Linked DNA regions of Homo sapiens: regions 2 and 3 are each linked to region 1. A link is a contact called in ENCODE Hi-C or POLR2A ChIA-PET data. All regions are on one chromosome and are shown on one strand. The core of a region is the stretch at or near the end of the contact, and the rest is flanking DNA. Distances in the headings are between cores, read along the strand shown. Region 1 overlaps TBL1XR1 (TBL1X/Y related 1). Region 2 has its middle 52 kb from the start of LINC00501. Region 3 has its middle 15 kb from the start of LINC00578.

The links. Hi-C counts contacts between places; a loop is a spot of excess contacts on that map. ChIA-PET counts read pairs that join two places held with the same protein, here RNA polymerase II (POLR2A). Pooled maps may share reads with other maps.
Region 2: a pooled map shows a loop between it and region 1 (2.5-fold over the local background). The contact joins two enhancer-like sites. A Hi-C loop is called at or near these places in 56 of 168 maps with a recorded cell type or tissue (A673, B cell, CD4-positive, alpha-beta T cell and 36 more), 32 of 37 single-sample maps with no recorded cell type and 33 of 50 pooled maps. POLR2A ChIA-PET finds 5 or more read pairs at or near these places in 12 of 52 experiments (AG04450, CD4-positive, alpha-beta T cell, CD4-positive, alpha-beta memory T cell and 9 more).
Region 3: a loop to region 1 is called in a map of naive thymus-derived CD4-positive, alpha-beta T cell, with 2.9 times the contacts of the local background. The contact joins two enhancer-like sites. A Hi-C loop is called at or near these places in 1 of 168 maps with a recorded cell type or tissue (naive thymus-derived CD4-positive, alpha-beta T cell), 12 of 37 single-sample maps with no recorded cell type and 14 of 50 pooled maps. POLR2A ChIA-PET finds 5 or more read pairs at or near these places in 2 of 52 experiments (endothelial cell of umbilical vein and naive thymus-derived CD4-positive, alpha-beta T cell).

What each region holds. Positions count from the first base shown.
Region 1 is chr3:177,055,712-177,059,744 of GRCh38, forward strand. The region is part of intron 3 of TBL1XR1 (TBL1X/Y related 1); the gene reads right to left. Among named protein-coding and RNA genes, the nearest start is that of TBL1XR1-AS1, 20 kb to the left of the region's middle. RefSeq lists enhancers at 2,283-2,342, 2,383-2,452. Within about 2 kb of position 2,125, at least 4 of the 41 ENCODE cell types and tissues checked have a DNase peak (open chromatin) inside an H3K27ac peak, as active enhancers do; they include A673, where a contact is called at or near this core.
Region 2 is chr3:177,344,062-177,348,562 of GRCh38, forward strand. No RefSeq gene overlaps it. Among named protein-coding and RNA genes, the nearest start is that of LINC00501, 52 kb to the left of the region's middle. RefSeq lists enhancers at 470-989, 1,510-2,027. Within about 2 kb of position 1,735, at least 34 of the 41 ENCODE cell types and tissues checked have a DNase peak (open chromatin) inside an H3K27ac peak, as active enhancers do; they include A673, where a contact is called at or near this core.
Region 3 is chr3:177,425,063-177,429,162 of GRCh38, forward strand. No RefSeq gene overlaps it. Among named protein-coding and RNA genes, the nearest start is that of LINC00578, 15 kb to the right of the region's middle. Within about 2 kb of position 2,654, at least 5 of the 41 ENCODE cell types and tissues checked have a DNase peak (open chromatin) inside an H3K27ac peak, as active enhancers do.

The DNA of each region.
Region 1 (4,033 bases), core at 875-3,374:
AATCCTTAAGCAGTGAGGTTGGAGATTCCTGTTTTCAATTATATAACCCCTCCCTGAATAAATTCACAGTAAATCATCCATAGTAAAAACAGCCAAACGCCAAGCAGCTTAAGAGATTTAAGAAAACTTCAAGACAGAAGACATCATTTACAGAGGGCCTATACCATATGCTAGATACTGTGTACACACATATAATTTTATTATTTTATAATCTAATGGAAAATCACAACTAATAAATGAGAAAGTACAGATTCAAATTCATTCAGAGACTCTACTACTCCTCTTGAACAGTTAAAATATGGTCAAGGATAAAGCTAAGGGAGAGAGTGAGCTCCTGTTTCCTGATAGAAAGTAAAAGACTACATCACTGTTTTGTTTTCATCTCAGGGTCCTGGAAAGTGGTTGCACAGTGCATGAAACACTGAGCCATCTTATTGCCATATTTACTGCCAAGGTTTTGAAAGTGTCTTGACTTATGTAATGCTTATAAATTTGTTTGAAGTACATGATTTCTGTATACTTTATTCATGACTGCAATTTAAATAGTCAAAATTGTTAAATTTGGACCCTATTTAATTAGCTTATAGAGTTTAAGTTTAAAGTAATAATATGTCCAAGAATAGTCTAAGACTTGCAGGTGGAACTGTGCCAATTTCTGGCTGGAATGTTGCAGATATCCTGAATTTGTTCTGTCAGACCAGGAGAAAAACTATCACAGGTGCTTACATGCATCTCAAGGTACTGCAGATGTACTTAGGATGCTCTCAAATAGCAATGAAACATCCCTGAAGTAGTCATTAGCATTGTTTTGGCACTTCTCACTAATGTTTACCCTAGAGAAGTTCCAAACTTAAATGCTCTGCTTAAATGTTGAATTCAACTAGAATATTTTCTTTATTTCTAGCCATGGCATTACATAGCAGTTTAAAATTACTATGTTCAAAATCAATTTTCTTCTTCCCCTCCCTAAAACTACTTTTCCTTAGAAACTTCTGATCTCATTTCACTACACCTGAAAGTCATAGTCATCCTAACTCCCTCTTCTCTCTCGGTCCCTTGGCATTTGACAATTTACCAAATCCTACCATCCTACTCCAAATCCTACCACTCTACCATCTGTAGATGCTCATCACCTTACCTTTTCTGCCAGATCTGCGTTTAGTCCCCATTACCCTTTGCTATACACATTTCTTTCCCCTCCTCCTCAATTCAGTATATATGCCAAGCTACAGCTAGACTATTACTTGTAAAACAAAAAACTGAACATATCACTTCTTGCTTGAGAATTTTCAATGATCCCCTTGGCCTTCATAACAAAGGTCAAACGCCTAATTATGGCACACAGTTGTTTCTGTAATCTGGCTCTTCTGTCTCTCCAGTCTCATCTCAATACTACACACCCCGTCTCACTCCCATTACACAATAAATTCAAGTGGTGGCAAATTACATCTAACATCTTGAATATGCTGTGTTATACATCATGCCTCTGAGCCTTATGTCCTCCTTTGCTCTTTCTCCTATCTGAATGGAGGTGAAATCCTCTTTCACTACACCAGGGCTAACCAGTCTCTCCTACGCTGATCCTAGAATTTCTGTATGTGTGGCACTTACCACACTGGTTATCAACTGTGTGGCTATGGTTGTTTGCCTGTGTGTGACTACTAGACTGGGATCCTGACAAAAGGGTTTAAGTCTAGTAATCCTTTAATTCTGGGAAACTAGCACATTACCTGAGTCAACAAGTACTCAATAAACATTTTTTAAATTAGAATGCAATTATACTATAATGTATTTTGGCACATCAAAAAAATCTGTGACTCCAGAAAAAGCATATGACTTAAGTCTTCCTTGGAAAAATCTAAAACTTGAACTAGTTTTGTGCCAGAAGCTATTTCCATTTATCTGTAAATATATATATGCAGAAAAAGGCTTTTTCCAGGGACAGCTTTTGATTTATATAATAGGAGGCAAAAGAGACCACCTAAATCTGTTAGATGTTAAAATCCGGCATGACCATCTAAAATAGCATCCCTTCTTTCCAAGTGTAAGAGCAAATCTGATAGTACCTCTGTAATCAAGTACTCTAAACACTGACTAGGGTATTGAGACTCAGGGAGAAGAGAGACTCCAGAAAGAAATAAGACTGAAACACATGAAGTATATAGTCATTCAGTGACAGAGACGAGCAACGACAGCTGGCAGGGAGTGGGGTGGCACGCATGAAGATCACAAAACAGCCATTTTCTATAGATCGCTTGTTTCAGGAAGTGCTTTCTGTAAGGATGTTAGGGACTGTGTTCTCAAAGGGGAGTTAGTCATACAGAGCCTGCCAACTCTACCTTGCAAATAGGCAATACAAGAATAAGAAAATGGACTCTGAACACCATGATTATGGTACAGGATGACTAGATGAGACAAACTGGTAAAAAAGGCAAAGCTTAAATATGACCACAACATACTGCCCTAGTCTGAAACGAAAATCTGATTGATCCAAGGTCCTATATAAGCTTCAAGTCAGAAAAGCTCAGCAAATTATACTCATGTTCTCATCATCAAATGCTTTCTTGACTCCAACTCTGCCCTACAGATCCAGATTTTAGAAAAGGTAAATAGGATGGGGAAAAAATGACACAGGGGATCTTTGTTATTGAAGAGCTAGATCTAGTACTGATACACTAGCTATAAAATTTCGTGCCCTAATTTTGCCCTTAAAAATACATGTAACTATGAACATTTTATATAAATAATACTTTCTGAAATAATTTTAATAGCATCATAATATTCAGCCAGTAAATTATTCACGCCATAGCTGGACCTTCGAACTTTTCCAATGATCACTATTTTAAAAGAATATTACCTCAAATATCTATATGTATAGGCTTTTGCCATGTACAATGTGTGTTGTTTTTTTCTCCTTAGGATGGATTCCCTCAAAAGCTGAAGGGGATATAAGCATTTTAAAGAAGGTTTTCATCATTGCCAAATTGCTTTCCAAAAAGATTATTAATAATGCCAAAAGCAATTTCCATGTTTCCTTATACTCTCGCTATGCTGGCTAGTCCTAAAAAACATTGAACAAATTCTCTGTTTGGCAACTATTAAAGGACCATTGTCCCTTTGATAAGTGTGCTAGCAGGAATGTGTAATACGAATTTCCTGTGTCAGCAAAAAATGGTAATTCAGCTTACAAAAAGAGGAGAAAAACTTATTTGGGAAAAAAAAAGAATTGTAATTATCAGCATTTATGACAACTGCTTGCTGTTTATTGTCAATTAGTCATGGATACAACCATGTGTGTAAAATCAAGGTTATTCTGTATTTCATTTGATTATAAAACAAAACTATATACCTACTTGCACTTCTGTAGCTGGTCATCTACTGATAAAAACTAAAAGGCAGACTGAAGGCGGACATACCAGACGCTGAGCTCTCTTCACTGCAGTTCTTCATGACTAGAAGCACATTACTGATAACCACTTCAACCTGACTCCATCGAATACACTGGTAATGTCTGTTCATAAATGGCACTGGGCATAAGGTACATAGGAAGGAATGGCCCAGTTACCTTTATCTGAGTCAACAAAGAAACTGCACTGTAATATTCATTAGCCATTACAGACCTAATGTGAAACTGCTACAATGAAACAAAAAAATGAATGAATGAGCTATATGTTACATGGTAGTACAGGTCAGAGCTTTAATGTTATACATAAAGGTTAGTTTGTGCCTACTGTGATCACGTTTTCTAAATTAAAAAATAATAGTATATGGTTCTGACTTGTGATTTTACAAATATAACATTTGAAGTAATAATCATCTCAAAAAACAAATGGTATGGTACAAGGCCTGTATTTCTAAGGAGATGGAAAATCCCATTGAAAAAGTTAGGGGGAAAAAATGGAGGGAGGGAGGGTGCAAGAGAGATAAGGAGATCCTTCATAAACCAAACTCTTGAAGCCTACATGTATTATCCTTCTTATATATCATCCTGGTTAATATTGTCAACTTGATTGGATTGAAGGATACAAAGTAT
Region 2 (4,501 bases), core at 485-2,984, 290 kb after region 1:
TATGGCTAGACTGGCAGTGGAACATTCCAGAGGTTGCGGACTAGGGGATCCTGACTCTAGTCCATTATTAATAAGTTCTGCGACTTCTACAGCCCCTGGATCTCACTGTGATTCAGATTCCATATGTGCAAATTGAGTTTGTTCCTCTAAGTTTCCCTCTAATCCTCATACAGTCAAATGAGTGTCATAATTCTAAATATTTCAGCTTAATTTACGACAGTGTCCTTACTCATGATTCAAGACAGACTGGGGCCACATATAGGATCGCTGTGGCCTTTTCTTTTCTCTTTTCTTTTCTTTCTTTCTTTTCTTTTCTTTCTTTTTTTTTTTTTTTTTTTTGAGACAGAGTCTTGCTCTGTCGCCCTGGCTGGATTGCAGTGGTGCTATCTCGGCTCACTGCAAACTCCGCCTCCCGGGTTCACGCCATTCTCCTGCCTCAGCCTCCCAAGTAGCTGGGACTACAGACGGCCACAAGCACGCCCAGCTAATTTTTTGTATTTTTAGTAGAGATGGGGTTTCACCGTGTTAGCCAGGATGGTCTCGATCTCCTGACCTCGTGATCCGCCTGCCTTGGCCTCCCAAAGTGCTGGGATTACAGGCATGAGCCACCGCGCCCGGCCGCTGTGGCCTTTTCTTAGCCTAGGAAATCTGTACTGGGAGATCTGCCAGTTTCCTTGGCCTTAATCTTCTTCAGTTCTAACAAATGTTCCCATAGTGACAAGTTGTATTAGAGTTGACGTGGGCTGCTTTCTTCCCATTCTATTCTGTTCTATTCCATGTATCTATTTATTTATTCTGTTTTACATTTAAATCTCATAGTGCTAAAGCAAACTTCTCTTCTGAGAATGCCTATTAGGCAGTTAGAGAACTGACCAAGTGACTAAATATAACTTTAAGACCTGACTTTGCTTGAGCTCTTCACCGGTTATTTAAATCTATTTAGAATTTAGCTATTTGGTTCATCTGATGGGTTGACAATTGACTTAATAATAGTTATCCTTTGTCATAGGATTCTTCTTTTTCATGAAGTATTCTGAGAGTGAAATTGGGGATAATAGGGCACTTGAGAATGGGGTTAGGGAACTGTAGATACCTGCAAATTTGCAAAATGCTGACAAACAAAAGAATGCAAACTAAAAAAGAATGGAGGCGATTTAGAAAGTTACATTTCTTTGACTCAAAGATAAGGCTTTACCAAGGAAAGCAGAAGGGTGGAATGGTTTCCTGTTTAAGTACTGGCTGAATAGGGTAGTCTGTGTGCCGTTTGTGAGAATGTTTCCTAACAGGAGGAAGTCTGCAACGCACTGCAAAACCTAACCTGATCATACAGTATTTGATACCCTCGGACACAAATCCAGGCCTAGCCAAACCTCAGCGTAACTTTGGCTCCCAGCCAGTTTGATTCCTGTAATATTATTCAGTGTGAAACGCCATCGACCAATTTTATTATTTTTAGAGAATAGGACGTGAACTGATAGCCAAATGGTAAATAAAACCCCACTCCCCCATCCAGTTTGTTGTGTACTGGGAAGCACTGGGTGTGCTGAAGAAACGACAAACAGCAGGGGTTTGATTCTTAAAACGTTCCTGTACTCTAGGTTTTTGTGTCATTGTTGTTGTGTTCCTTATTTCCTTTTTGCCATCAATGGTGGCAGTTATTGGATAGGCCTTGGCCAGCGCTCCAGGGCTGCTGCTTTGCCCAGTGACTGTATCTTTCCTGTTAGCATGCTGATCATACTTGGAAACTATGAGTCAGTGAAATGCAGCCGCTAGCAGTGGGGGTGGGTAGATTACTAGGGAAAGTGCAGCCAAGACTTCCTGTACCAACTCAGGGCCATTATCTTTGGGGGAAGGTAGGAACTCACTATGGCAATAGGAACACCTACATTCACCTGGCATTTGCTGTGTACTACATTGATTTAGGGAGGGTATAGGGGCACAAATTAAAAAAAAAAAAAAAAGAAAGAATTAAACCTTCTTTTGTAGACACCAGGGTGGAGCTTTGAGAGTCATGTTATAATATCCCTGTTATTGACACCTTCAACTTGCTATTAGTTGCTGAGACTCATTAACTATTCACATTTGTCTGCCCTCATTCAACTCCTAGCAACTGCAGTTACAGTCCTATTTAAAATAATAGAGTAAGATTGGTAACATTACTGATTTAACAGGAAATTAGAAGACTTACATTCATAGAGCTTAGGTAATTGACACCAACAGCACTTTTCTTGTAATTTATGCACTATGATTGATTTCATTCCCCTGCTAGCCCTAAAAGAATCTCTGAAGCATATTCAGCCATCAGATTACTGTGCAAAGGAATTAAATGAGTATTACCCTGCTATCTATTTCAGAGCTGGTAAAAAGTTTCTAAGTGGTTTGGAGCTCAGGAGTCAGTCTAAAATTATAATGCTATTATAAAAGAGTTCAGCTTTAGAGCATTTCTTTGTAAGTGACAACTGTGGATTCACATGAAAAGGGCTTATTACTGAAAACGAGGACAAAACTACAAGTAGGTCATTTGTTTATGATTTTAAGCGTATTTTTTTGTAAGCTATATATGTATTCCCCGGCTTACCCTAAAATACACTCACTAACCTATAACAGTTGTGTTATAAATGATCCATTTCCAGATGTTTATTTAGTGTGGTATTTGGATCATAATATATCGCCACGCTTCATGCTTCTCACCCTCCACAATATAATTAACAATGCTGAGTGCAAGAAGTCTGATAAATGAGGAGGAAATATATTATTTAAGCCATGTATTCTACTCTGGAAATTTCATGAAACACTGGCAAAGAAGAGGTAGTAAATCTACAATGTTCAAATAAATCATTATTATTATTATTATTATTATTATTATTTTATTTTGCTATTTATTGAGCAGAGTAGGCATGGTCTGGGATCTACCTGCTTATTTCTCTAGTTTCATGTTCTCTTTTGTGGGGCTGGGTCTAAGGAAACCAGTCTACACCCATAGGATTCTAGGACTCTGGGGCTCCTTGCACACAGCTCACAAGGGGACATGCCCAGAAATGGCCAGGCTCCAGGTATCCTAGGAGGAACTGACCTAAGGTAAGTCCAGTTGTTGACCTAAGGCAGTAACAGGTGTTGGGTAAAGTGCTCCTGCAAAATATTTTTAATATTACAAAGAAGCAGAATAAAGATATGACAGCCATGTGTGAAAAAGTAAAATTCTGTGAAGATTAAGACAAGAGTAGGTTTAAGTACTTTCTTAGTTGCTATTCTGGGTAAAAATTCAGCTGACAGACTAGGATGAAAGCCTAGGTACGTCAATGATTCTTTGGATTCTTCTCAGTTAACTCAGTGCTTTCTTCATGTCAGTCTTCCACTCAGAGGTCATTGTCTTTTGTTTGTTTGTTTAACTTTAACAAAGTTTATACTTCGTATTTAGGAAAAAAATCAATCCTAAAGGGCTACTTTCAACATGGCGATATACATTATTTCAGTTAAATTCTTCGAACAACCATAATATCTATTGTATACACACACATTATCTTTGCTAATAACAGCAATGCAATGAATAACTACAATAGTGATTTAGCATCAGCTCATGTTTATATAGCACTGCACCAGCACATGCATCTATTTTTTTTCTTATGTACATCTCAAAAGATACCTATGAGGCAAACAGGACCAAAAAACACTTTTTGAGCCTCTGTGTGATCCAGGCACGGTTCCAGGGTTACCTCTTTAACAGTGCCAGTACTACAGAGTTGAGGGAGGTGGGGGGTGGAGCAGAATTTAAGGAGGCCTTCACTCTCAGGGTCATGCCAGCAGAGGGTTAGCACCTGAGACCTGCCTCCTTAAATTGTGCATCCTAGGCACTTTGCTTGAAGAGACCTTCTTGATGGTGGAGTCTTGGTTGTTCTCAGGAAGGGGATGTAGGTAGCTGGTGGACAGGGGCAGAAGAGAGATTTGTCTCTTTGTCCTTCCTCATCATTTGGATTGTATACTATACACAATTGTCCACTCAAAATCAAATTAGACAGCCACCACACTTACTCCCCCATCCATACTCTCAACTGATGAACTTGTCTTCAGTGAGAAAACTGACCAATCAAAAGGCAACATGGATGAGCCTAGAGGACATTATACTAAGTGAAATAAGCCAGAAAGAGAAGGAAAAATACACATCTCACTTGTATGTGGAATCTTAAAAAAAAAAGTCAATGACATAAAGGAGAAAATAGTGGTTGCCAGGGTGGGCTGGGGGAAAGAGGGCAAGGGAGGAGGCAGGAAATGGGGAGATGTAGAGTCAAAGGGTACAAAGTTGCAGTTACATAGGATGAGTGAGTCTAGACATTTAAGGTACAACAGGAGGACTATAGTAATACTATTGCACTGTGTACTGGAAATTTGCTAAGGGAGTAGATTTTTGGTGCCCTTGTAACAACAACAAGAACAATGCCAGGCGTGGCGCTCATGCCTGTAATCCCAGAACTTTGGGAGGCTGAAGTGGGTGGATCATTTGAGG
Region 3 (4,100 bases), core at 1,404-3,903, 370 kb after region 1:
CTGAGATATTTAGAAGCACGACACTCTCCTCTTTGGGGGTCTGGGACTGTAATGGGAAGGGTTAGGAAAAGGAGATGCTAATATTAGTTAATTTCTTTCATAATAACACACCCTTTTATTTCCTTCCTTTGTACCAGTCCCTGCAAGAAAATGTCCCAGCAACTTCTTGGTTGCCTCATGACTTCCTTCTTCTTTAGGGGTTTGTCCTGGTTGGAAGCAAAAATTAGAAAGAGATGAGTCCTGTAGGAACAGTGGACGTTCATATATTATTTGAAGAACTGTACTGGAATCCTTAGTCTTTTCAAGTTGAGTCAAGTTTTTTCTTTCTTTTTTTTTTTGAGACAGAGTTTCGGTCTTGTTGCCCAGGCTGGAGTGCAATGGCACGATCTTGGCTCACCGCAACCTCCACCTCCCGGGTTCAAGCAGTTCTCCTGCCTCAGCCTCCCGAGTAGCTGGGATTACAGGCATGCACCACCACGCCTGTCTAATTTTGTATTTTTAGTAGAGACAGGGTTTCTCCATGTTGGTCAGGCTGGTCTCCAACTCCCAACCTCAGGTGATCCATCCGCCTCGGCCTCCCAACAAACTTTTTCTTTAAGCATTCATCTTTAGAGTGTTATCTGAATAGGAAAAAGTAGTTTTAGGCCAAATGTTGAAGAGCTGGTGCTAAGGAGTCTGGACTGTATTTTATAAGCAATGGAGAACTTTATGGAGAAAGACAACACACTTGGATTCTTTCTTTTGGGTAAAACTCGGCAGCCGTGTGGATGCTGGATTAGAGGAGAGCAATCCAGAGGTGGGAGCCTGTTATTTGACTCCTCCAATAATTTACTCAACCCACGTTCAGATTCTTTACACACACATCTGCCCACCGCTTTCCCTAGATTGGGATTCTCTCAAGAGTAGAGATTGTTAGCTTCAATTTTAACTCCCTCCACTCCCAGCCCCCAGATCCTCGAATGTATTAGCTTTCACATTTTTGGCAGTTAATAAATATTGACTGAATTAGATTAGTCCCAAATGAGCTCTTAGAATAAAAACACTCAAAAATAAAGAATCTCCATTTTTCACAAAGTTTTTACTGTGGTGTGCTGTTGGAGTGAATCACCTTAGTCAAAACAAGCTATTTTGGCAATAAAACCAATGACAGACTTAGGTAAAAACTTCCCCCTCCCCCACATGTTAATACCAGAAACTTAATTCTCTACTCTGTTTTATAATATATATCCATGGCAATAGACTATTAAAATCGCATTCTCAAGTTATAAATACCATAAACCACATTTTCACATGGTGGCCTAGCCACTGTCTTTTGCAACAATTTGGCATGGAATTACAAGTAGCATCCATTAAATTTCATATGCCCTTTAATTTTTTTATCTCTTCATTTGCATGCATGTATTTTATAATCATTCATTCTGGTAATAAAACCCACAGGATCTTAAATTGAACTGAAGTCCCAGATGCTTTAAAAGAATTTATGTTGCATAATTGTACTGGTTGACCTGAAAACAAACAACAACCTATGATTTAAATATTCTGCCCAGGAGCGGAGTCAAACTCTTCCTTAAAATTCTGTGGTTTCTATTGACCGACTTATTGTGAGGGAAAGATTCAGAAAACTAAAGGGACTATAAAAATGACAAAGCAAAGGAAGCAGACAGTAGTGGCTTTCTGAAGATTTTATCATCTAGAACCATATGCATATTTCAAATGAAATATTTGTGAAGCAGCTACAGAGCTTATTCCCCAGTCAGGGAGGGGAGTCAGTGGATTAACACCAATGATTTGTTTATGGAGACAAAGGAAAATAACTCTACTTACTTCAACAGGAATAACCTGAGAAAGCCTAGGCAGGAGAAATGTTTAGTATTTGGAGGAACTTCCCAGGACTTGAATTTGTTGTCCATTTTTATGTAACAAAATACATCCAAACTTAGCAGCTTAAGGCCACAGATATCTTTTTCTGTGGCTCAGGGGCCTGGGAGTATTTTAGCTGGGTTGTTCTGGCTTAAGGTCTCCATGAGGTTGCAGTGAAGCTGTTTGACAGGGCTGCAGTCTCACATGAACACTCAGCTGGGGAATGATCGTTTTCTAACTCACTCACATGGTTGCTGACAGGTTTTAGTTCCTTGCTTGCTGTTGGCTGGAGACTTTAGTTCCTCACTCACCGTGTGTGCCTCTCTGAAGTGGCCTAAGCGTCTTCATGATATGACAGCTGGCTTTCCCCAGAGTGAGTGATTCAAGACAGAAACAGAAAGAAAGAATACCCAAGTCGGAAGTTGCACACTTTTACTAACCCACTGTCAGAAGTGCTGTTATATGGGGTTGGTTATCCAGACCAACCCTGGTACAGCGAGGGAGCGTATAACACGAGGGTATGAATCCTGCAGGTGGGGGTCATTGGTGGGTATCTTAGAGACTGCCTCCCCCAGGGTTGGACTGGGTAGGGACAGTGACTCAGGGCCACAACCTGGAGATGGCTTATAAATCATGCCCTTGTTTGATGAAATGTTAAAGAAAAAGAGGAGAGAGGGCTGAAGTAACAAGGTGGCTCTCAGCTGCCTTCCTTTTCATCTTCTACCCAATGCTACATCTCCACACCTTTTTCTTTGAGCTGTTCCTGGAGAACACCAGAATAATGACTGGAGAGAACCCTTGTTTAGTCATCAGGAGTCATGTGATCTGGGTTTAAATGTGGTTTGACCACGAAAAACTTGGAGGCAGAAGGATGTATTATTAAATGAGTATAGACTTTAGAGTTTAATAAGTTTCACTCAAAGTCAGGCCTCAGCCCTTACTGGATGTGTGATCTTTGGTAAAGCATAGGCAAGCCTTGTGAGGTTGAGTGTGTTTGTACATTTTACCTTTTAGGATAATATTTTACCTTTTAGGCTGGTTGAAGGTTAAATAAAATGCGATTTCCCTTGCTTGTTCCCTGTGGGATATTAAATCATCCCTTCACTTCTCTGGATTGTATCTCAATGGGAAAATGACAATGACAGGGGCTTCTACCCAGTGGGGTCACTGATGTGCTCTCTTTGGGACTCTGAAGTTCTGAGCTATGCCTTAGCAAGCAGATTATGCAATCTGTGCAGGGGGCTGGGCTGGGGATGGACACAAGATCAAACCTACACTATGGTGACGGTGGGGATGGGCAGGGGCAGGATGAAGAGACGGGCTGAGAGCTGGGCTTTTCCTTATGCCTGAAAAACATTTTTTCACAATGTTTAAAGGGAATATAAGAAAGAAATCTGATTGATGGTTGCATATTTTTGGTATTGCAGAAATAAGAGAAATTGTCTAGTAAAAACAATCTTAGATAAAAAACAGTGTTAAATCTCTTTTTCTTCAAATACACGAATGTTAGTCCATGTTTTCAATTTGAGACAATTTTTTTTTTTACGGAGTCTCACTCTGTCGCTCAGGCTGGAGTGCAGTGGTGCGATCTCGGCTCACTGCAACCTTTGCCTCCTGGGTTCAAGCGATTCTCCTGCCTCAGCCTCTTGAGTAGCTGGGACTACAGGCGCCTGCCCACCACGCCCAGCTAATTTTTGTATTTTTAGTAGAGACGGGGTTTCACTATGTTGGCCAGGCTGGTCTTGAACTCCTGACGTCAGGTGATCTGCCTGCCTCGGCCTCCCAAAGTACTGGGATTACAGGCATGGGCCACCATGCCTGGCTGAGACAATTTTTTTTTTGTCGCCCAGGCTGGAGTGCAGTGGTGTGATCTCGCTCACTGCAAACTCTGCCTCCCGGGTTCATGCCATTCTCCTGCCTCAGCCTCCTGAGTAGCTGGGACTACAGGCGCCTCCCACGACGCCTGGCTAATGTTTTGTATTTTTAGTAGAGATGAGGTTTCACCGTGTTAGCCAGGATGGTCTCGATCTCCTGACCTTGTGATCTGCCTGCCTGGGCCTCCCAAAGGACATTTTTTTTTTAAATGACAAGGAATAGAAATCCACTAGCTCAAGTTCAGAAAGGCAGTTGGTGGAGGATGGGGTTAAGTAAACTCAAAGAATCCAACTGGAACTGGGAACTAGAAATCAGAAATGAGGCTATTTTCACTGTCTCTGTGGAGTTTGTTTCTTTAAGTTCTC